Regions from separate parts of the Mus musculus genome. Here all the other regions are linked to region 3. A link is a loop called in an ENCODE intact Hi-C map of the cell type or tissue named here. Cell type or tissue: left cerebral cortex. All regions are shown on one strand.

What was found. Peaks named below come from ENCODE experiments on the same cell type or tissue, not always from the same donor. Only the 100,000 strongest peaks of a DNase experiment are listed, where the experiment ranks them.
Region 1: it touches region 3 in a loop (3-fold over the local background); 3 of 42 quality-filtered maps call a loop at or near these places.
Region 2: a loop joins it to region 3, with 2.9 times the contacts of the local background. A loop is called at or near these places in 3 of 42 quality-filtered maps.

The regions. Positions count from the first base shown.
Region 1 is chr6:23,835,368-23,843,367 of GRCm38, reverse strand. It overlaps Cadps2 (Ca2+-dependent activator protein for secretion 2), which reads left to right and starts at 3,947. Exons shown (of 30, transcript NM_153163.4): 1 at 3,947-4,578. The coding sequence starts at 4,231. In left cerebral cortex, a CTCF peak has its summit at 3,143; DNase peaks (open chromatin) are centred at 4,774, 5,553, 5,831, 6,483 and 4 more places; H3K4me3 peaks cover 4,252 bases; H3K27ac peaks cover 2,102 bases.
Region 2 is chr6:24,466,780-24,474,779 of GRCm38, reverse strand. The region is part of intron 8 of Iqub (IQ motif and ubiquitin domain containing); the gene reads left to right. Among named protein-coding and RNA genes, the nearest start is that of Iqub, 44 kb to the left of the region's middle. In left cerebral cortex, no CTCF peak of the experiment used is centred here; DNase peaks (open chromatin) are centred at 3,712, 4,152 and 4,413; H3K27ac peaks cover 1,852 bases.
Region 3 is chr6:23,487,392-23,495,391 of GRCm38, reverse strand. All of the region lies in intron 8 of Cadps2 (Ca2+-dependent activator protein for secretion 2), which reads left to right. Among named protein-coding and RNA genes, the nearest start is that of Gm38775, 80 kb to the left of the region's middle. In left cerebral cortex, a CTCF peak has its summit at 3,365; a DNase peak (open chromatin) is centred at 3,363.

The DNA.
Region 1 (8,000 bases), 350 kb before region 3:
TTTTTAAAAAAATAAAAATAACATATTTATGCATTTATTCATGCAGACAAGGTTTCATGTAGCCCATGTTGGTTGGTGTCAAACTCCCTATGTACCCAAGTGTGATCTTGAAGTTGTGTGCCTCCATTTGAGTGCTGGAATTACAGTCATGTACTAGTATGTCTGACTTAATACTCTCCTAGAGATCAAACCCCAGTCTTTATATATGTTAGGCAAATACTTTGTCACTGAAGCCCTTGCATGGCTTGGTTCTTGGAGATGTGACAAGGGGTGAGAGTGAAGAAAAGACAAACACAGAGACTCGGAGAAATCCTTGGTTCTAACTTACAGGCTCTCTGATGGGAGAAGCTGTGGTTCCCCGGAAGCTCAGTGTGTGTATTGCATCCCAGTGAATGGGATACAGCTGAACAGGGAGGCAGGGTTTATAGTATACAGAAAGATTAGCATGGAGGCAAAGCCAGTCTGTAGGAAAGCACTCTTCAGGCTATAAACATCCTGGGATGGGTGGAAAAGCTTCAGTGGATATTATTTTTGTACATGATATCAGCCTCCGAATATGGAAGACTTGGCCACTGCTCTAACATCTCCCAGGGAGGGTTTTGCCATTAGAGACATTAGTCTTTAACATGACTGTGCCCACATTAACACCACATGGTCACCCAGGTATTCACCATGCAGGGACTTCCTCTGCTCTCCCTCTTTCTTATTTCTTAGATGTCTAGAATGGAGCCGGCATAGTCCAGGGGCAGTGTGCTGTAATGCTCAACACCAGACTGTATGGAAGAAGGAAGCTCACAACCATGCCCAGCAGAAACAAATGATTTAGCCAGTTAAGGTGACTGACATCTTGAAACTCAAGGTAGTTTGTGTAATATTAGTAGGAGGAACCAATCTAAGATGCGTTAACATAATTTGGCCTCATTCAGACCCTCAGTATTGTGGCTCCAAACACTAAGAGCCTCTGCTCACAGTCTGTTCAGATGGCCAGTCATGCAGGTTTGCCAGCTGCCCCAGAGCTCCACCATCAGGAGTTGGTTACCTGAGCTTTGTTTGTTTTTTTGTCAATTGTAATGTGATAGCAGTTACACTGAAAACAAAACAAGGCATATGCTTGCTTGCTTCAGCTACATATCTACCCATTTTAGAAACCTTATTTATTTAATTACTCAGGCAGCCCAATTCATGACCTTTCTCTGGAAAGCAGGGAATGCCTCTCAAACAGAACCCAAGAACCAGGGAAGGGACAATGTGTCCACCCTACGTCTGTGGTTTTTCAAAACAGCCATCAAAGCATCAACATAGAACTCCTTTGCTGGCTTAGCTATTTTTCTATTGCTGTGAAGAGACACCCTGACCACGGCCACTTCTAGAAGAAAGAGTTTATTAGGGGCTTACAGTTCAGAGGGTGAGTCCGTGGCCATCATGGCGGGAAACATGGCTGCCAGCAGACATGGCACTGGAGCAGTAGCTGAGAGTTTGCATCCTGATCCATAAGCAGGAGACACAGAGAGCTACGTTGGGAATCAGCCTTTGATACCTTAATGCCCATACTCAATTTCACACTGTCTCCAACAAGGCCAAGTTTCCTAATTCTTCTCAAATAGTTCCAACGGGAGACAAAATATTCAAGTTTATGGACCGATGGCGGGGGGGGGGGGGTCATTCTCATTCAAACCACCACAAAAATCTAGCACCAGATTTTACTCATCTTATAAATCTTAAGCTATAACTGCCTATCAATAGATTCTACCTGTACAATATTTTATGGACTGAAATCTGTGCCTTCATTTGTTCTTTTACTCTTTTTCCTTCCTTTCTGACTTGTTTTTGAATATTTAAATTATGCCTTTTATTTTCATCTTCTTGGAGAAAAGACTACTACATGCTTTTCTGTGGGATCTCCAAAGCTTGGGGATCTTCGAGTTCTAATAATTTTTCACAGGAAAAAAATAAGCATCAAATGGAGAGAAAGTACTCAGCTGTCACACCAAGTAATAGTAGTAGTGACTAATAAAACTGAAAGATACTCTGGAAAGAAAGTAAAGAAAGGAACGACTGATTAAACCAGCACTCTTATGCCTTTCAGAATTGTATCCCCAGCTTAATCAACACTACATTTTAATGTACTGATTTACAATCAAGAGAAATTACAACAGAAAAGACTGCTCCTAGAAATGAGAGCCCATGGGGAGTCCATCAGGGGCTGGTGCTGTAGCCTCAGGTTCCATATGTGTACTGTAGAACTGAAAATAAATAGTGGAGGTAATGCTTGTAGAGTTTAGAGCAAAATCTGGTACAAAGGGCAATCATCAGAATAGTGCCACCTAACCAGGCAGTTGTGGCGCATGCCTTTAACCCCAGCACTTGGGAGGCAGGGGCAGGCAGATTTCTGGGTTCAAGGCCAGCCTGGTCTACAGAGTGAGTTCCAGGACAGCCAGGGCTATACAGAGAAACCCTGTCTCGAAAATCTCCCTCCTCCAAAAATAAAATATAAAAAAAAATAGTGTCGTTAATAATGTCACCTATCTGCCTTAGGAGGTTACTTTGATAATCACTTTGGATAAATACTCTCACAGAGTTTTGCAAAAAGTCTTCAAATACATCAATTTTAATATATGTACACACACACACACACACACACACACACACACACACACATATATATATATTTTTTCCTTACCATTGACCATCAGCTAGTAGGCATGAAACATTTTTTATTACTAAGGGACCAAAATCAAGGATTAACTAATGGAGAAGGCTCCCTAGGAGTAAATGCCCTCTTTTTTCTCCATTGAGGGACAGCATCAGTAGATGCAGAAGGAAAGTGTTTTTGTGTATCTAACCACCAAATGGCCTGGAAAAGTTTAAACTGCGGCTTGGCCCTGGGACAGAGAAGCTCAGGGCTGGTGGGTGCTTAATTTGTCCTGTTAATTCCCTGGAGATCTGCATCCTCCTTGCTGGAATGCCACCGCACACTGTTCCATGTGTTGAATGCCTGTTTTGTGCATTTCCCCTTCTGTCTGAGCTCAGGACAGAAGTTACAGAATGGCAAAAGAAACTGCGAGGCAGTTCTAGCATCGAGAAAATCGGCGCAGATAATTCAGCCTTCAGGTGCCGCTATGAGACGCCCACTTGAGGCCAGGAAAGAGAGCGACTTTGTGTTGTGTGCCCTCGCTTGTGCCTCTGTCATAAGCTAACAATGCTGGACACCGGCCTTCTCTCGGGTGTTTGTTGAATGTCTGTCCACCCAAAACAACCTGTTTTGTTTGAGTCAGTTCTATCTCAACATAGGAAACAACTGAGCTGTGTTTGTCAGAGTTTCATTTTTCAAACGTAAAATCTAATTTGCTCGCGGGTTTGCCGGAAACAACAGGAATACCTACCAGTTTAAAAGACCCCACCCCACCCCGGACCGGACCGGCCGCTGCGCCAACTTTTCTTTTAATGCCCGTGCTGTGACGATTACAATTTGGACTTCTTGGAGAGTGTCCCACTGCAACGAAGGGAGAGAGACTTTTTTCAAGTCTCCTAGAAAGAATAATACTTCGAGGGGAAGGCAGCCGGTCCCACTTTTCAGCACTCAGGTTTCACAAATCAGGTCCCAGCACTGTCCGGAGCTCTCTCTTGGAGACTGTGTTTGTTCCCCGTCCCTATCCCGCCGCCACCCCTACAGAAAGCCTGCAGGACTACTGGGTGCATGGTGGCCCGGGGTCGTCTGTGCTCGTCTGGGCTCGGCATCACCCGCCCTCTGCAAACTGCGCGCTCCGGGGCGCCCGGCACACCCGCCGCCCGGTCCAGGCGGTGGCGGGCGCGGCGGCGCGCGCACGCGCACTTCGCGTCCCCGCGTCCGCTCCTCGACATTCCGTTCCACGTGTTGCTCGGGAGGCGCCACAGGTTCCTCACCTGCGCGGGCGGCGGGGGTCGGCGGCGGGGCTGGGCGCGCGCGCGGGCTGGACGCCCGAGGCTGGGCGCGCGGTCCCCGGGCGCCCCGAGCGCCCCCGCGCTAACTCCGCCTCTCGCCTCCCGCCGCTCCGCTCGCCCGCCCCGCGTCCTGGCCGCGGCAAACACTCGGGCGCCGAACTCGACGTGTCCGGAAAGCCCGGGCCACTTTCCCTTTCGTTCTGCGGCCGCGGCGCACCGACCTAGGTTCCCGCGGACCCGCGGGGACAGCTGCGCTCGGCGAGAAGCCCCAGGGATCGCGGGCCAAGCCCAGGCGTCCCAGCCAGCACCATGCTCGACCCGTCTTCCAGCGAGGAGGAGTCGGACGAGGGGCTGGAGGAGGAGAGCCGCGAGGTGTTGGTGGCGCCGGGCGTCTCCCAGCGAGCGCCGCCGGCCGCGGCTCGGGAAGGGCGGCGGGACGCGCCGGGACGCTCCGGTGGTGGCAGCGGCGGCGGAGCGGCCAGACCCGTGAGCCCGAGCCCCTCGGTACTCAGCGAGGGGCGAAATGAGCCCGAGCTGCAGCTGGACGAGGAGCAGGAGCGGCGCATCCGCCTGCAGCTCTACGTCTTCGTGGTGAGGTGCATCGCGTACCCATTCAACGCCAAGCAGCCCACCGACATGGCCCGGAGGCAGCAGAAGGTGAGTGGCGGCGGGACTGGGAGCCTCCCGCGGCCACTTACCCCTCTCATCCTCCCGCCCCCGGGGGCTTTCTCCTGGGAGAGTTCAGGGCACCTGCTGCCGTCCTTCTGCGAAGGGCTGGACACTATTTTAGTAGGTCTTTGAGGGGTGTCTGGGACAGGTTGGAGTGCTTAGGTCTTTAACCCCAGCCGGAGCTAACCAGAGCTGGCCTGAACTGGCAGGAGCTGGCAGCTGCACCTCACCATCCCCAAGACATGGACTGATCAGCTGATCCCACCTTGCAGGTCCTGCAGTAATTAAACCTGGGCAGATTAGGTTGGGACAGGGTTAGAATACAACTCGCAACAACTTTAATTTGGGCTGCTGTGGGGTGTATGAGCTGGGCTTTGCCCTTAAGACAGACTGAGTGTGTAGCTAGATGAAGCAGGTGGAACACGGATACTTTCCCATAACAGAGAAATCTCCACTAGGGCAAGGGACTAGACATTTTCTTGGTGAATTAAAAGCAAAGTTATATTGCTAAGTTTTCTGTGTGGCTAAACAATCAGGGCATGACATGCAAACAGCGAGGAAGCTATGCATCCAGAGAGGCTATGAGTAATTCTAGGCCATGGCAGGCTTAATGAAGTCCACTGTTAATGACAGGTGAAGGACTAGCTAATGCTTTGCTTATGGCTCCTTCCCTAAAGATTTACAGAAGTTCTGTCAGATAAAATGTCTCCCTTAGTTGTTTTAAAACGGGACCCCAGAAATCTGATATTCTGTACCATACACAAAAGGAACAACTTCAATCACCTTAATTGGGTAAATGTGTAGAATAGAAACCCTTAATAGTCAGGGAAACCCTTTAGTGGAATAAATACTGAGCCTGAAATGCTCTGAAGAAATCTGTAACAGTCCCTTCCGCTTGTGGCGCGGGTGGGGATTGCCCAGAGCATACCTACATATACAGTCCTTCATCACTGTCCTGAAATAGTAACTCCTGCATGTGAGACCTTTCTTTTAGAAATTTGGCAACCTTTTGAATTGACTTTTAAAATAAAACTGTAGACCAGAGGAAGCAGTTTCCCATCATGCATCCTACCAAAACCGTCCTATTCACGTTTGTTCGTTCAATATTTCATCTTTTTTTTAAAGTCCGACATGTAAAAAAGCTGTGCGTAGCTACTGAATGCAACATCTTGAGTTTAGGGAGAGGTGGACAACTGTGAGTTTGCCTGAGGTGAACGATACTGTATAAAAATTTCCAAGAGGATAGCTCTTAAGTGTTCTTCCCAACTTCACAAAATCAGAGCCAACTGAGCAGCTATTCTGGAACGATCATTCTCTTGAGTGGTTTGGGGACATTTCTTTACTACTGAAGGCTAATCACAGAAGCTCCTCAGGTAGCCCAGCCTTCTAGCTCATAGGACAGTGGGCAGATAGAGACCTAACTAGCTCTAGGCAGTCTCCTCTTGCTATCGGAGAGAAGTGGGTCAGGGTAGCATTTCCCAGTAAGAGCCACTTGGCATGGCTGAAGTTGCAACCCTTCAGGTGAAGGGTGAGTCTCTTGGGGTGTATGGTGAGCCTGGGATTCCACTCCTACCCAGGGCCATCCATCCGTATGTGCTGCGTGTGTAGAGTGTGTAACAGCTCTGTCCGTTCAGCAGATGCTAACCTCAGTACTCGTTCTTAAACCGAGTGTGGGTTTTATATTTATGTTGTGGTAGGAGTCTGTACAAAATATATGAGTGTCATCCAGTATCTAGTTTCATCTTACACATGACATTTTAGTTTATATTTCAGTATATTAATATGTAAAAATCATTATCTGGTAAAAATCAAGAGGCTGTTTGTGTTTGGAATAGGCTCCCTCTAGGCTCCCTTTGAAGAAAGTCATTGGCTCCTGGTTCATTTCTGCTGTGCCTACTTGTAGTCTGTGAGGGACGGGGCCTCTCCCGTGGCTCTACAAATAATGTAACTCTCCTGGCTCTTCCTGTTTAAATAGAATGTTTGTTTCTCTAGAAATTATTTCAGTTGGCAAGCAGGTGTACTCACAATGCTACTGAGGAAACTGTTGATGTAATGTTACTCTGACATTACTAAAATAAACCCAACTTCAGGAGAGGAGAGAAACACTGCATGCGCTCTATGCAAGATTACTTGCAGTGCTTAGAAGATTTTGTTTTTAAATCTTGAGAGCCTCAAGCCCAATCAGATGAACTTCAGTGATTGATATTTTAATGGGGGAGGCTCTGTAACAAAGAGCCTAAGCGTTTATCGCATTCAGAAGATCCTCTACTTTTTTTTTTTTAAAGACATACTTCTTGCTGAAGGGAGCTGGAGCAATTCTTGGCAGCCAGGGTTCCCCCTAGGAAAAATAAAAAGGGAATTTAACTGTATTCATGTGCATTTGATGCACAAGCCAACAATTAATGCCAAAACTTACTTTAAGTCTTGAATTATACAGTTGGGTTTTATAAAAGGAAAGTACCATGATAATTGCAAAATCACTAATCCATTGTATACTTTTACTCTGGAGCCTCAAGTAGTCAGGCAGGCAGCAAAATGTTTGATTTCTAACCGCTTCCTCACCTCTCCCAACATTGAGAACTCAGAGGATCAGAAATTGAGGTCTGAAAGGGCCCTCATCCCGTAACTGAAGAAAATTCATCCCAGAGATAGGAGCCTGAAGCTGGAGGCCATGCCTCGGTTTTGTAGGCAAATGCTTTCACTGTTAGGGCTGTTTGGCTTTTAGGAGCCAGAACTAAACAGGGCTTGTTTAGTTTTTTGATTTGTTTTTGTTTTTGTTTTTGTTTTCACGTAGCTAATGTGGCCCACCAAACCAATAAGAGATTGCATTCATTTACTATGTGAAGACATTAAATAGTATTAAACTCAGTTTAGTGAAAATATGTATACCTGTGTTGTTTTGACTGGCACACTTCAGCACAGATGACTAACAGTTGATGCTCCTTAGGCTGGCAGTGATTATTGATGCAGTCACAGAGTATCCTGGGAGCAGACTTGGGTTAGTTTCCGTGACAGAGGTCGGGACCAGGTGGCCTCACTGCCTTACTGGGCATAGGCAGGGTTGCATGTAGGATGCATGTGCACCATAACAAAACAGATACCACAGAATGGCTCCAGCAGGAAGCACTGTGTGATACCCCGCCGTGTTCATTGCTTTGATTGTATTTACACCATTATAGAACTAACAATGATCACAACCCTTGGGTGGTTCTAGATGATTAGAGGAGGGATGAGTGTCATAGCTAGAAAAACACATTTAAAAAATGAAGCAAATTATATATATTTAATAAGATCATTGCTCGTCAGACTTTTAGAAAACATTGAAAACCTAGAGGGGAAGGTAACAAATGAGGTCCTTCGTGGTTGGGGAAACTGTGACGAGCACTTTGGCCAACATAGAAGAGAAGTCT
Region 2 (8,000 bases), 980 kb before region 3:
TGGAGGTGTGGCCTTGTTGGAATAGATGTGACCTGGTTGGAGTAGGTGTGTCACTGTGGGTGTGGGCTTAATACTCTCACCCTAGGTGTCTGGAAGTCAGTCTTCCACCAGCAGCCTTTGGATGAAGATGTAGAACTCTCAGCTTTGCCTGAGCCATGCCTGCCTGGATACTGCCATGCTCCCATCTTGATGATAATGGACTGAACCTCTCTGAACCTGTAAGCCAGCCCCAAGTAAATGTTGTTTTGTTTTGTTTTGTTTTTATAAGACTTGCCTTGGTCATGGTGTCTGTTCACAGCAGTAAAACCCTAACTAATACACCCCCCTTTTCTGAAATTGCACTCATTGCTCTAATGGGACTCATTCTCTTCTCTGACTTTATATGCAGTAATTTATTATTGTATCTAATGTAACCTGGTCTACATAATGAGGTGTAGGCCAAACAAGGATACATATTAAGACCCTGTCTCTAAAGAAAAACCTTGAAAGGGTATCATAGCTTAATTTTACTGTATATAATATATCATAATATGCCCTTACAACCTTTTACTCACTCACATACACACAACACACACACACATTTTGTATTTAATGTTTTATTTACTTAAGAAACAGGTTATAGGTGGAACAACAATATGAACTAACCAGTACCGGGGAGCTCTTGTCTTTAGCTGCATATGTATCAAAAGGTGGCCTAGTCGGCCATCACTGCAAAGAGAGGCCCATTGGACTTGCAAACTTTATATGCCCCAGTACAGGGGAACGGCAGGGCCAAAAAGGGGGAGTGGGTGGGTAGGGGATTGGGGGGGGTGGGTATGGGGAACCTTTGGGATAGCATTGAAAATGTAAACGAGGAAAATACCTAATTAAAAAAAAAAGAAAGAAAGAAACAGGTTAGGATAGCCCTTCAAAATGTGTAGCTTGTGATAGACTTTTGAGATTTTTCTTTTAAGACAGGGACTTACTATGTAGCCTTGGGATGACCTTGCACTTCATTGTGTAGACCAGGCTGACCTCAAAGTCACAGACATCCAATTGCCTCTGCTTGTGGAGCATACACATCTGGCCAATCATGATATTGTTAAGGTGAGAGATATGTTTTATCTCTAAGTCCTCATACCCTTACACATTCCTTACAAAGATTATCAATGCTTGTTTATGAAGGAAGACAGGAAAATATGGACAGACAATAATGGTATGGATTTCATAATCCAAATATAGAACAAGTCATGTAACTGCCATTGTTAAAATTCTCAAATAGTATCGTTCTAGAAAAGACTTATTTGGGGTAGTTTGGATAACAATGGTCCCATAGGCTCAAATATTTGGATGTCTAGTCATCAGGGAGTGGAACTCTTTGATATGATTAGAAAGATTAGGATGTATGACCTCATTGGAGAAAGTGTGTCATGGGCTTTGGGTTTAAAAAAGCCCATGCTAGGCCCAGTCTCTCTGCCTCTCTGCTTGAAGATCAGGATAGCTCTCAGATACTTTTCCAGCATCATGCCTTTCATGCCTGCTCCCACACTGCCAACCATAGTGATGATGGACTGAAACCTCGGAAACTAAGTAAACCTACAATGACATGCTCGCTTTTATAAGCGTTACCTTGGCCACAGTATCTCTTCACAGCAATAGGATAACAACTAGGACAGTATTTTTCACAGTCATAATTTGAACTGAATTTATAGTCTCCACAAGGTGCTCATCTTGCACCTGCTTTATGTCTAGGAGCTGTGGTTTTCCATGCCTGTAAGCAGTGTTGGAAATTATATATGTGTAGAGTCCATCAATGGAGCAAAGCCCAAATATGAAACTGACTCTAGAGTTGATCGATATCATCATCCTTTCTCAATGAAGTATGACATGCTAAGAAAATTCTTACATGAGTGTCATCCAAAGTAAAGATGAGATGGAGAGATATTGTTAAAGAGAATTTCTATGAGGAAGATCTGGTTTTGAATTCTAAATACTTCATAAGGAGTGGAATCCAAGGCCTTGAAGGACTCGGAATGTGCAGAGATCTGCCCTGTAACAGGGGCATGGTGGTAAGGCTGGGGCAATGAAGTAGACTGAGGAGACAGCTGGAAGGCAGGGAGGGTGTTCATTTGACTTTACTATTAAGAAAATAAAACATTAAATACCAAGTGCTTGTGTGTGTGTGTGAGTGTGTGTGTGTGAGTGTGTGTGTGTGTGTGTATGTATGTGTAAGTGTGTGAGTGTGTGTGTGTGTGTGTGTGTGTGTGTGTGTGTATGTGTGTATGTATGTGTAAGTGTGTGAGTGTGTGTGTGTGTGTAAAGTTGTAAGGTCAGGAGAAAGCAGAGCAACAACGGACTTAGTGTTCTTGTATTCTGAACTAGTCAAGCTGACAACCTTGTCACCACTCTAATGCAGGGTCCTCTAAAGTATGTTTTTTTATACAAAGCTGTACTAAATATCTAGATAAAAAGGTGGATGACTGAGGCTTTAGTAGGAATTACTTATGCTAGGCATGTCTGTCCATTCTGTTCGTGCTCCTGCTCATGCCGGCCCTCGTCACTAACATCAAGGACTTGCAGTTCATTCCCTAAATGTTGAAGCAACGCAATGTTGTACAGGACTCTTTAGATTGCTGATAAAACAGCTTATAGTTAATCCCAAAAGTCAGTCAAGGTCACAGTCAAGGTCACAGCAAAGGTCACAGTCACTTTATCTTAGATGCTAAATTTAACAAACAAGCAGAGTCACAATGCTACATTTATCAGCAGCAGCACTGTAAAGTAGACAGATATTTAAAGCAATATTTTACTTTTGTTATCATTTAGGAATAACTTAGGAGAATAAACATCTATATTTAGTTTCAGTTTAAGCTCATTTACTCCAGCTGTGGGATTTATTGAAACCACATTCTTTAAAAATCTTATACTGAACATATGATTTCTCTGAATAGTGACGGACATGTTTTTGTTGGGGAAATCTAGAAATTGAACAAATGGTCCCTACAGTTCTAATTCTTTTTTTTAATTGGGTATTTATTCCATTTACATTTCCAATGCTCTCCCAAAAGTCCCCCAGACCCTTGCCCCCCACTCCCCTACCCACCCACTCCCACTTCTTGGCCCTGGTGTTCCCCTGTACTGAGGCATATAAAGTTTGCAAGACCAAGCAAGGGGCCTCTCTTTCCACTGATGGCCGACTAGGCCATCTTCTGATTCATATGCAGCTAGAGACATGAGCTCGGGGGTGGGGGTGGTATTGGTTAGTTCATATTGTTGTTCCACCTATAGGATTGCAGATCCCTTCAGCTCCTTGGGTACTTTCTCTAGCTCCTCCATTGGGGGCCCTGTGTTCCATCCAATAGCTGACTGTGAGCACCCACTTCTGTGTTTGTTAGGCCCCAGCATAGTCTCAAGTTCTAATTCTTAATAATGATAAAAAAGTTCACTCTGAGGATTTTTGAAAACATTAATTAACTTGTAATTTAACATTGACTTCTGAAGGTTATCAAACATTTAGAACTGGCAGGTATACTGACTTAAGGGAATTCAGGTTATGACATCTAAACGGAAGGTCAGCAGTTGCCTTCTGGTTTTAATGTTTGGGGTGCATTTTAGCAAACTATATAAAGACATCATTTGCATTTCTGCAAGAGCTCATCCCTAGAGTTGAGGCTGTTCATCCCTGTCCTCCCCCCCTTTTTTTTTCATACATCATTTCTCACAGTCACAAGCTTAAGAAACCTGCAATTTCTGTGAGCTGTGCTGTGTACATGCTTTCTCCATGCTCTGGTGGCCAACAGCTAGCTAATGGGATAGAAAATGCATCTGCCTATCTCTCTCTCTCTCTCTCTCTCTCTCTCTCTCTCTCTCTCTCTCTCTCTCTCTCTCTCTCTCTCTGAGCTGTGCATTTAACAGGGGGTCATTGTGGATGAATAAAACCCTGTTGCTGTATAAAAGAAAAGTTGATCACTACCCAATGGCTTTTGGGGGGCCTAACTTTATGCTTCATTTGTACCCTTGGGGACCTGAGAATTAATTCAGGAAGAAGAAAAGAGCTATTCTCCCAGTGCAGCCATTTTTTCTTCTCCTGGGGAGGCCTGCTGCTTTGGAAGCCTTTGTCATCTCCCCACCCTCCAGTCTGTCCTGCTGTTCTTCAGTTGCTCTGCTCCACAGCCTCTGCTGCCTCATTTGTTGGCAGCTAAGTGGAATTTATTACGCTACCATTTCTGAAGCCATTTAAGACCATGATTGTTGTACATCTCTTATTATAGCCAAAGCATTCAAAGAAAAAGGAACTGGGGAAGGGAAATAAGCAAAGTTGACATTTTCCCTCATCAGAGGAGGTAAAAAAAAAAAAAAAAAAACCCTTAAGGCCTGCCTGAAATCAAAGAAGCCTGTACTTGAAGATGAAGTTATCAGTGTTGGCAGAAGGACAGCCAAAGATAAAAACAGCTTTGCTGAACAGATTTATATATATCTTCTTTGTGCCAGCTCTTGGAAACTGGAACTTCCTATGTAGGATTATGTGATTATATCATTCAGTTCTCTTGAATCTGGCTAACTCCTGTTTATTCTCTTAGTTTCATCGTAGGCAAAGCTTTCTTCTGAGGAGTCAAGTCAAGTGCTTGATAGACAGCGCCACCTTCACTGTCTGTCTGAAGCATCAAGCATGCTCACCATCTATTTCAATGAGTTATTTTTTTACCTTTATAGCCCATGAGACTTGAACACTTTTGCCATCAAGATGGCCTTTTGTTTATGCAGGGCCCACTATACAGTATATCTAATGTATAGTAGATACAGTAAATATTTGTTAGATGAATGGATGAGCACTGTAGACCCTGTGAAATATACACAATTACATGTGAAATTTACCCTTTATAACCTTTCAGGAAAATAAAATTTGAAAGCCTAACATTGTTGAGATCCAACTTCCTTTGACTTAGGTTGCTGAATTACAGATACAAGACCTGTGTGCTCATGTGCCCATGTGTGTGCACACGTTTGGGCGTTTACAACTGTAAAAGGATTTTAAATGGGAGCAATGCTATGGGTCCCAGCTATAGTACTAGAGAATATTTCTTGGGAAATGTAAAGATGGAGTTCAGATTTAAAATGTCAGCAGGGTTTGGACGTACATTTGAAAGAGCCTAAAACACTGCTATAGCATCTTGTATCCAATAGAACCATAAAAGCCAGTGAGCATGATAAGCACTCATTTGGAAGTGGAATTACACAGTGCACCGACTGCCAACATCCAATAAATTAGATAAAGCAGACATTTCAGAAACGTGTTGTTAGAAGGATTATTACAAATGAAATAGGTTACCAGCCTGCAGAGTAAAAGATGCTGTCCTTACAAGTGGTAGAAAAGAAATTGTATTTTATAGAACCCTGCTGTGGAAATTAGCATATGGAGATTAAGCTATTAGTTAGGCTAGAGGATATTACAGTATGAAATCTATCCTAATTATTCTTTAAATCTTTAGAAATGAGCATTGAAACAAGCATTGTAGTTGAGCAAAATACTCAATGTAAGACTCTTTCAGTTGCATTATGTGTAAGTGATAACAAATAACGTATCTTATTACTAACCCGTTTTATTTTTTATAGCTCTTCAGCCAGCTCAACTCTAGCCTATCAGCTCTCTAACTAATGTTACCTATTGCCCTGTTTCTGATCTGACATTATAAACCAGTGTTAGTCCTACAGTATTTGCCAGATCAAAATTTAAACTAAGAATCTGAAGCTTCTACTAGAGGTTACTAGCTGTAAGCAACTTTTCTTTTGTCTATAACTTTAATGATACTGTTGTTTTGAAAAAGTATCAAACATAATTGTAAGGGGTGACCTTGCATTTTTCAGTCTAACATGCAAACAATGGAGGTAAATTGATGCCGTTAACTAAAAATCTTCTTTATAAACTGTCATTCTAAATGCAGTGTGGTATCATTACGAATTTCTAATAATTTGCTCAAACACACAGAGAATTCCACTTAAATTGAAAATTAAACCACATCTAAGATTTAAATGGTTGCAATTATGGCATAAATCAGGATACAAGGACCCCAAAGCAATGACTAATTAGCCCACAAAAAACATCCAATATCTGAAAAACCAGTAATTGTGATCAACATAGGCTTGTTTCTGAAGGACTGTAATCAGGCAAAGAAACAAAGCAGCTTTTTTACTCTAAAGTAAAAGAGAAAACAAAATAGTTAGCTATTCCTGAGAGATATCTAGCTGAATCCTCTGCTCTTAAAGTCTTGATAGGAGGAGACATATTAGTGCTAAGCACAGCGGGCTATCCTTAAAAGCCATTCTGTAAGGAAAGGCTCCCAAGAGCAGATGAAAGAATCAGAGATGCCCACATTCCCACTGTTAAGAGTCCCACAGAAACATCAAGCTAACAACCATATCATATATGGAGGGGACCTAGCTCTGACCTATGCTGCTTCAGTGTTTGTGAGCCTGTAAGAGTCTTCCCTACTTAGTTGGTGTCTGTGGCTACTGGGTTGCCCAGCCCAGCCTTGATTTGAGGGTTTGTGCTGTGTCTTATTGTATCTTGTTATGCTATGTTCAGTGGATGTCCCTGGGAGGCCTGCTCTTTGTAAAGGGAAATGGAAGATGAGGATGAGGAGGGGGAGGAGGAAGAGGGAAGAGGGGAAGTGGGGGTGGGAGGACTGGGAGGAGTGGAAGGAGGGGAGGCTGTGGTCAGGATGTACTGAAAACAAAACGTAAAGCCACCCTGGCTCTGCATTCATCACACAGCCCAGACCCTGTACTGTGTTTCTGACCTGTTATCCTGGGAATTCTTTGATGAGCGTTAGGGCAAAGGTACCCCACCTTTCACCCCTCAATTCAGGATGTACACTAGGCTGGGTGCTATGCCACATTTGTTAATGGAGAATGAGAACTTTTGGTGACACCTGTGTGGTAGTGATCACAGTGCTGCTAAGGCAGTCGTCCCTCATATGTACAACAGATTGGTGCCCAGAGCCTGCGGATACTAGTTCCAGTGTTGCTCCAGTCGTGTATAAAAGGACACTATATTGGCTTCCAATGTATTTACATCCCTGTGCAGATTTTTTTTTTGTCTGCACATTCCCTTTTTCTTTGTAAAGAACTGGGGACTGAAGCTAGGCTATATGCTTTCTAGGTAAGCACTCTACCACTGAGCTAGATTCTTAGCTCTAGGTGACTTTCTTTTCTTTTAAACACAAAATCCATTACAAATACTGTGCAAATAATTTATTGCTGTACTGACTTGTTTAGAGAGTAATGACAACCCCCAAAATGGTCTTATCTATGCTGTGCCCAGATACAGTTCTTGTGGTTTTGAGAGAATCTTCATGTAGCTCAGGCTGGTCTCCAACTCACTATGCAGAAACTGGACTCGAACTCTTGTCTCTCCTGTCTCCACCTCCCAAATGTTGGAATTATTAGACTTGTGGCATCATGCTCAGATGGACACTGTAGTTGCACTTTGTCTGCTTTGTGAGTTCTTCCCCCCACCCCCACCCTTCTCTACTCTTCTACCCTTCAACTCCCTAACATTAGAGAGGAGAGAAGAAAGAATAGAGAAAAAAGGGTGACATCTTTAGACTACATCTTGATGATTAGGGTCATCATGTTCCTTGGGGGCAAGTTTGATCTTTACCGTCAGGATATCTAATTAATTCTTCTAGTTGTTTCTTCTTTGTGCACAACACTTAACAAACCGAGACCAACAGCAATCAACAGCCACCAACCCCTGACACTATTAAAGATATTCTGCTCTGCTTGCAGACAGGACCTTTAGCATAACTGTCCTCAGGGAGGCTTTGCCCAGCAGCTAATGAAGGCAGATCAGAGACCCACAAGCAAGTGTTGGGTAGAGCCCAGGGAGTCTTGTAGAAGAAGAGAGGGAAGTATTGGGGGAAGGGAGGAGACAGAGAGATCAAGGACACATAAGAAAACCTACAGAATCAACTAACCTGTGCCCATAGGGGCTCACAGAGACTGAACCTCCAAGAAGCATG
Region 3 (8,000 bases):
TTGTGATTCAACTCAGTATAGATGAAGATCCTGGAACTCACTACTGAGAAGCCTTCAATTTGTCCAGCTGCCTGGTCCCTGTGAGATTTACTGTAGAACTCCGCATCCATCCAGGGGACAAAATCATACGCCTGTATGAAAAGCAAGGAAGGGATGTACGCTCATGTGTAAATAATTGTGGCAAATTATTACAAATAAATAAAAAGTCAATAAAGTAGGAATGGGAACCTGTTGGGAATAATCGCTGGTTTCATCTGGGGCAGCTTAGTTGAAGTCACACTCTACATCTGACATTTGAAGTCAAGGGGAAGTCAGCAGGTGGCCAGTGAGGAAGAAGGGCATTTCTGTCATATGACAAGCACTTACAAAGGCAAGAGTTCTGAGAGGGCTTTTAGCTAGTGGTGACAAGTTCACTGCAGTTTGCCTGGAGAGCTCTGAGACTAGAGACCGCTCTTTATCTGAAGTGCTTAGAGACTAGCAGGGTTTCAAATTAGACATCAAAGCATACATAAAAAAAGAGAGAGAGAAGCATGTTCTAGGAACTAGAATGCTTCTCTCTCTCTTTTTTTGCTGTATATCTCTTTCTCTTCATGGATGATACCATAAGAAATAAGCGTGTCCAGAAGCTGATTGAATAGGCCCGGGACAAAGGCTGAACATGAAGTAAGACATGAGCAAGTTCTATAGCACTGATCACAAGTAGAAGAAATCACTCTGTGCCCTAGAACCTTCGAGTGGAGAAAGACTCAAAGCAGGGAGCTCAGTCTAGCTGCATTGTAAGGGAGCTGTGGAATAGGGGTGTCTTTCCTTTACATTAAATACGAATTTGTTTTTTCTAACTCCTCCATTGAGGATGCTGTGCTCAGTCCAGTTGTTGACTGTGGAGCTAAAAGGATTTGCAACCCCATAGGAAGAACAGCAATATCAACCAACCAGAGCTCCCAGAGTTCCCAGGGACTAAAGCACCAACCAAAGAGTACACATGGAGAAACCCATGGTTCCAGCCATATATGTGGCAATGGCCTTGTCGGGCATCAATGGGAGGAGAGGCCCTGTGAAGGCTTGATGCCTCAGTGTAGAGGAATGCCAGGGTGGGGAGGTGGGAGTGGGTGGGTGAGGGAGCACCCTCATAGAAGCAGGGAGAGGAGCGATGTGACAGGTGTTTTTTCAGACGGGAAACCAGGAAAGGGGATAACATTTGAAATGTAAATAAATAAAATATACAACTAAATTTTAAAAAAGGTTTTGTTTTTTTATTTCTTTTATTTGACTAAATCAAGATTTCCGTAATGGTTCTGCAATTAATGTCTGCCCAAATTTGGTAGTGATGGGAGAAAATAAAGAGGATAATGTCATAGTTTGAAAGTTTAACTCTTAAAGCTCAGGGAATCGCCAAAGGAACCAGGAGTGTTCTGTGCCCTGGTCTTATAAGTCAGTGCCTCCCACTGTGAGGAGGCACTCGGAGTCATTTCTGGCCCCTCAGATATCTCTGCAGTTCATAGCATGAATTCTAGAAATGAAAATATTTATGCTTTTCATCTACCAGATTAAAGTACTTTTCATAATAGTGAGCCAGTAAAAAAATTAATATTCATATGAGAAATATTAGCTAAGCAGCCTTAAAGTGTTCAGCAGTGTTGTGAGACCTGTTGATCCCCATGAGCAGGAACAGTTGGAGACTCTTGAGAATCTCCTATGGCTCCTTCAAGTGCCTGTTTGGTAATAGATTTAAATATTCAAAATATTTTCCTTCCATCTAGTTATATACATAAAAATCAGATTTGACCAACAACTTAACTATACACATTATCTCCTAAGGTGCTTCCTACATGGATTTTACTCTACTCAATTACATTTGAAAATGAAACTGAGAACTGAACCTTTTCCCTCCTACATCCTAGATCATACACTAATGCAATTTTATATAGTGGGTTCACAGCATCTGCTTGAGATGGAGTTGTGTCCTCTCAATAAGTTATCCTAAACTGGATAATTAACAGATGAGTAATGAATAATACAACCAAATGATAAGCCAGCCTTGGAAATTAATTCATTTAAAATATGGCACCGTGTTAAACGACTTCAACAATAGCTAGAGAGTTTTAGGCTTTTTTTGCCTTCAGAGCGTTGTCATGTTTTGAAAGGAATCCTCTGATGTGTTGGTATTGATAGGTTCATACCTATCCCCCTTTTCAATAATATAGAAACAAATAATTCTTCTTTGTGTGTGAGGGCTCTTACCATGCATTCTGTTTTATTGATCTCATTTAGACAGCTCATGGATCAGCCCTAATTAGGGTATAGTTATGCATGTGTATGTAGGTGCATGTGCCTATGTGTACATGTGGAAGCCAAAGTCAGGTTAGAAGTTTTCTCTGTTGCTTTCTATCTTGCCATTGTTGGGTTTTGAGGGGTTTGGTTTGGTTTGGTTGGTTGACTAGTTTGTTGGTTTGGAGGGAAGATCTTTGTTTTAGTTTGGTTGGGTTTGGTTGATTGGTTGGTTGGTTGGTTGGTTGGTTGGTTGTTTGGCTGGTTGGTTGATTAGTTGATTTGGAGGGAGGATCTTTGTTGTTTTGTTTTGCTTAAGACAAGGTCTCTCACTGGACCTAGAACTCTCCATGTCAGGCAGACTAACTGACCAGTCTCTGGAGATCTGCCTGTCTACACCCGCCCCAGCACTGGGGTTATGAGCACACCATCACAAGCAGTTTACTTTTGGTACCATGTCTCAAGTCACCTCATTGGGTATTTTTCAGTGGCATTATCTACATCATAGGTATACCTCCAACTATTCTATAAAGTTTAGTCTTCTTTGAGTCTGCAAAGAATATACCTCTTACCCTGTGCAGTTAAGGGTATACATAAATATGAATACAGGCAATGGAAATGGCATTTGTGTACTTCATAGAGAATTAAAGAAGGAGTTATAAATAGGAAGTGATGTTTGTTTTTCAAATGCTATATTTAAAAGTATGTGGGTTTTTATATAGAAAATAAAATATATCTGACCTAAAGTACCTGATTCTGATAGCTAATCACTCTGTAGCTACATTTTATTGCCTTCTTAAATCAGGACTATGTGCAAATGACATGTGTTTTAACTTGGAGAAAATAAGCCCAATTATGCCACCCCTCTTTAAAGCCATACTGGATATTTCTGTAAGAATCATTAGAAAAATACTGGGTACATGTATTTTGGGGGACTATTTTTATAGAAATTAATTCTAGCAACTACTCTAAGACAAAACGGGAAGTGAATTATCCACCAGATTTTCAGTGGTCAGCATTCAGTCGGGCCTTTTCGCTTTTGTACATAGCTGGAGAGTCTAAGTGTTCTCAAACAAATGGACGTCACTTTAGCATAGCCTAGTGGTGAAGCAGCAGTACTAACTGGAAACTCAGAAATTCCGTCCTTGCTTAAGCACAGGGCTTTCCTAGTTCACCGGTTATTCACAAAGACAAAGGTAAGGTAAGATGGGACTAGTGAATGACATGACTGGCTGTAACAGTGTAAAGCTACGTTCAGTAAGGAGGAAGAAGGCCACTGTACTGCCTGTCAGATTTATGTAGAAGCACTGTAACAGTGAGCTGTCAGAGGTTTAGTTAAAAACGCAACAACATTATGAACTAATAAGTACCCGGAGCTCTTGACTCTAGCTGCATATGTATCAAAAGATGGCCTAGCCCGCCATCACTGGAAAGAGAGAGGCCCATTGGACTTGCAAACTTTATATGCCCCAGTACAGGGGAACGCCAGGGCCAAAAAGTGGGAGTGGATGGGTAGGGGATTGGGTGGGGGGAAGGTATGGGGGACTTTTGGGATAGCATTGGAAATGTAAATGAGGAAAATACCTAATTTAAAAAATAATAAAAAAATAAATAAAAACGCAGACACTACTGCATATGCCAGCAAGATTTTGCTGAAAGGACCCTGATATGGCTGTCTCCTGTGAGGCTATGCCAGTGCCTGGCAAATACAGAAGTGGATGCTCACAGTCATCTATAGGGTGGAACACAGGGCCCCCAATGGAGAAGCTAGAGAAAGCACTTAAGGAGCTGAAGGGGTCTGCAACTCTATTGGTGGAACAACAATATGAACTAACCAGTACCCCCACCCCCGGAGCTCGTGTCTTTAGCTGCATATGTAGCAGAAGATGGCCTAGTGGGCCATCATTGGGAAGAGAGGCCCCTTGGTCTTGTAAACTTTATATGCCCCAGTACAGGTTAACACCAGGGCCAAGAAGTGGGAGTGAGTGGGTAGGGGAGCAGGGCAGGGGAAAGGTATAGGGGACTTTTGGGATAGCATTTGAAATGTAAATGAAGAAAATATCTAATAAAAAATTTAAAAAAAAAAGAAGTTTGGTTAAAGCTTATTGCTCACTTCTCTAATAAAAATAAATAGAAATCTCTTGGTTATATAACCACAGAAGATTTTTATCCCTGATAATTAGCCAGGTAAAAACCTCAGCCATATGTTCTAGAGTTTCTCTTTGTTCAGCATCATAATTGATTTCTTAGATATTTATCTAATGTACAAGATAGTTTGCAATATTTTGAAATTGTGAAAAATAAAATTGTCCACTTTAGTTTACATCATAAATCTGTATCTGACAGTGGGCTCATCCCTGTCCACGGGAGGCAGTAACTCAGCTTCTGACAGAAAAAGAGAATAAAAGCCTTCCCTGCTCTAATTCCATGCCTGTCAGGACTCCAGGCTGCCCAGCATCCATGCTTACCTAACAGGAGATGCCCTTAGGCTTTGAGCCCAGGATGTCACAGCATGTAGCTTTCAGCACACCTTTAACATGCAAGCATCACATTTGCACAAAGGGAGATAGAAGTCTTCTGGTAAAGTGGTGTTGCCCACATCTGACTTAGACGGGCAACCTTCAGCTACTTAGGAAGATAGCAGCACAGTGCCTAGATTTGCTTGGTGGGTCCAGACCTTTCAGAAAGCATCACTCTTCTGTATGATATTTGCCAGAAGAAATTGATTTCTTATTATAATCCTACTTTTAGTATAACATTTCTATAAGTTCCATTATAGTTCAGCCATATTTCCCTTCGTTCGTGTGTGTGTGTGTGTGTGTGTGTGTGTGTGTGTGTTTTGCCTTCCCAGGTCAAATACCTTAGTCTGGATTATTCTGACTTCATGCATACCCTACTGCTTTAACTTCTGGCCAAGTGTTTGCTAGACTATCAAACAGATTGACTTCTTGTCAATATACAGCCACAGAAGGAAAGAGTCTGTGGCCCTCAATAGACAGCATATTTATCACATATTAGTGTGATGGAGAGGATATGCCAATGACCTGTTTCTCTTCTCAGATACCTTCAATGTCCATAGCATCTTCTGCATATTAAATTATTAATAATAGTATTTTCAATTTTTAAGATTTAGGAGCAAATACATAGGAATGGTAGAAACCCTTTAGATGCAGCTTTAATGGTCACTAAGGCAATCATTAAGCCAAAGGTTTTGATGTGTTATGGCTCTCCTGGTCTCTCCTTCAATAAATGTTTACTCTTAGACTCAAATTTCATCTTTTCATTATTTCATTTAAGATTATTTTTCAGGGGAAAGAACTTGACATGCATTATAACCAGTTTCATGCAACTAATAATTATCCCTTTCTCAGACGCCCTTTTATAGACACACAGATATATTAACTACTTTTCAGAAGGATAATGAAACAAGGATGTAATCTCATTTTATTTTATTTTCAAAGGCACTTGTATATAGTTACATGTCATCTTAATGTGAGATGTTAAGTGGATTTATAGAGGAAGAGTAGATACTAAATTTTATAAACAGCTAATAAAGAGAATTATAGTGAAATTGTTTTCATTTTCTAAATTGGAGCCTTACAATAAAAAGTTTGTGGTGTACACTGACATGATGTCTGGAAGTTTGAAAGCATGAATAATTAATTATCAGTCCAATAAATGTCTTGGGCTTACTTAATGCCAAAGCATTGTGGAAGAGGTAGAAAGCCTATAGAATTTATTTTTATTAAGCATCTTGTGTGTGTGTCTGCATGGTGGCCAGATGGATGGCAATACAATACCAGTTATGTATGGTCCAAACTAGGTCAGGATACAGTACACTTGGGGGTCAGGTCTCAGTTCCGTTACTAGCTTATGTAAGCTGCTACATCATCTTTTGGCTTCAGTTTCATTGTTTTTGAAAGATGACAGTGGACTAGAAAAGACAGAAGGCTCCTTGGTCCCAGAGATGTATGATGCAGTATAAGTCCTTTTGATCCTTGTAGGTACATGCTCAATTCATTCTACGTCCATGGGATGGACAGTGGCTACAGAGGGCTCTGGGGACAAGGGAACAGTTTGGGAATTTGAGTTCTTGTAAAGCAAAGGAGTTACGCAGATTAACTTTTATAAGGCTATGAAAAGTTTTTATTATATATAAACTCTGAAATCGTATTATTCAATTGACTATACTCTCAGTATTAAGAATGGATACCTATGAGCTTTAGAAGGATATTACCCTGAACAGAACAGAACAATCAAACAAAACTAGTGGTGGAAATTTCTCTTCTTGCTCCTGTAGATTTTCTGTAATATCTTGTGATATAGTATATAGTTTTAACTCAAAATGTATTTATTCTCTTAGTTAGAATTCATTAAGATCTGTTTATTAAAATTCTGAGAAATCTGTTCTGATCGTATTCCTGGATGTAAGCCTGGAGTATGTAGACAGTTAATGTTTAAGATGTCTTCTGGTCTCAGGAACCTGAGCCTTACAGTTAGCCTAAGAATTCTGGGAAATGTATAAATCTCTTCGCAAATCGGTTTTCTCAGCAGCAAAGTGGCAATGGTAGAACTGGCCACGATGTCAGCAGACAGGCAGTAGCTACTACATGCAGTACACTAGGGGAGTGCAGGGAGGCTCCTAGTGTTCTGGATAGCACTGCTACTGTTAGACACTAAAGACAGGATTGGTGGTTTTCATTTAATTTAATTTTTTACCTATTCACTTGACATCCTGCTAACTGCCCCCATCTGGATCACCTGATCCCACAACCCTTACCCCACTTCTCGCTCCCTTTCCCCACTGAACATGTGGGGACCCTCCTGGGTCTTAAATTCACTTAAATTCACTTAAATTCTCTCCCATTTTCATGAATATGTTATTATTAACACTGAACGTTAATTATAAATGTTTTAAAATCTGTCCACTCGTGTGATACATAGTTGATCACTAGGTTCTCAAGTCCAGTAGCGTGATTTTTAATGGCATCTTCAGTATTTTTCTGTTTTATCCTGTAGTTTTATTAAGTTCTTCACTTAAGGAGGCATCCATAAGCTTGAACAGCTTACTCAATATTTAATGGCTAAGTGACTTTTATTTTGTTGTTACCATGGCACCCAAGGCATTCATGTAATTGAATATCCTAATTTTATGATATAAATATTTTATAAAAATAATTACTGAGAGAGATTAGCGCTGTTGTGATTAAAGCTCCAAAAGCTCCTTGCCATTGCCGGGACGGCAGAGTGCTGACCCTCATGTACTCTCTCTTCCATGAGGTCCCTATAAAAGGCCATCTCTACAGAGGCCTGCCCCACCCCTTCTCCACCTCAGCATATCCCTCTTCTCCCAGCTTGCTCTCCTTTGAATCAGCTTTGTTGTTTTGTTTTTTAAAGCTTGTGTTGTTGTGAGCAGGATATATCTGTCCTCTGGAGCATGCTTTCCTACGGAGTCACTTTCCATATCATTTCTAGAAGTTAGGAACCTTATCCTGCAGCTATGTTTAAATATAGCATTCAAATTTGCCTAGCCACTAATAGTTGTGGGGTAAATGGCCGTGGCTTCATTTTGTAATATTCCCAAAAAGGCTCCTAAAATAGAGACTAGGTGACCAGTACAATAGGAGTGAGAAATGAAGCATTGGGGCAGTCCTTATTAGATCATGAGAGCTCTGTGTTCATTAGTATATTAAAGCACTGATGGGTTCATTAGAATGATGTATGGTAGAAAG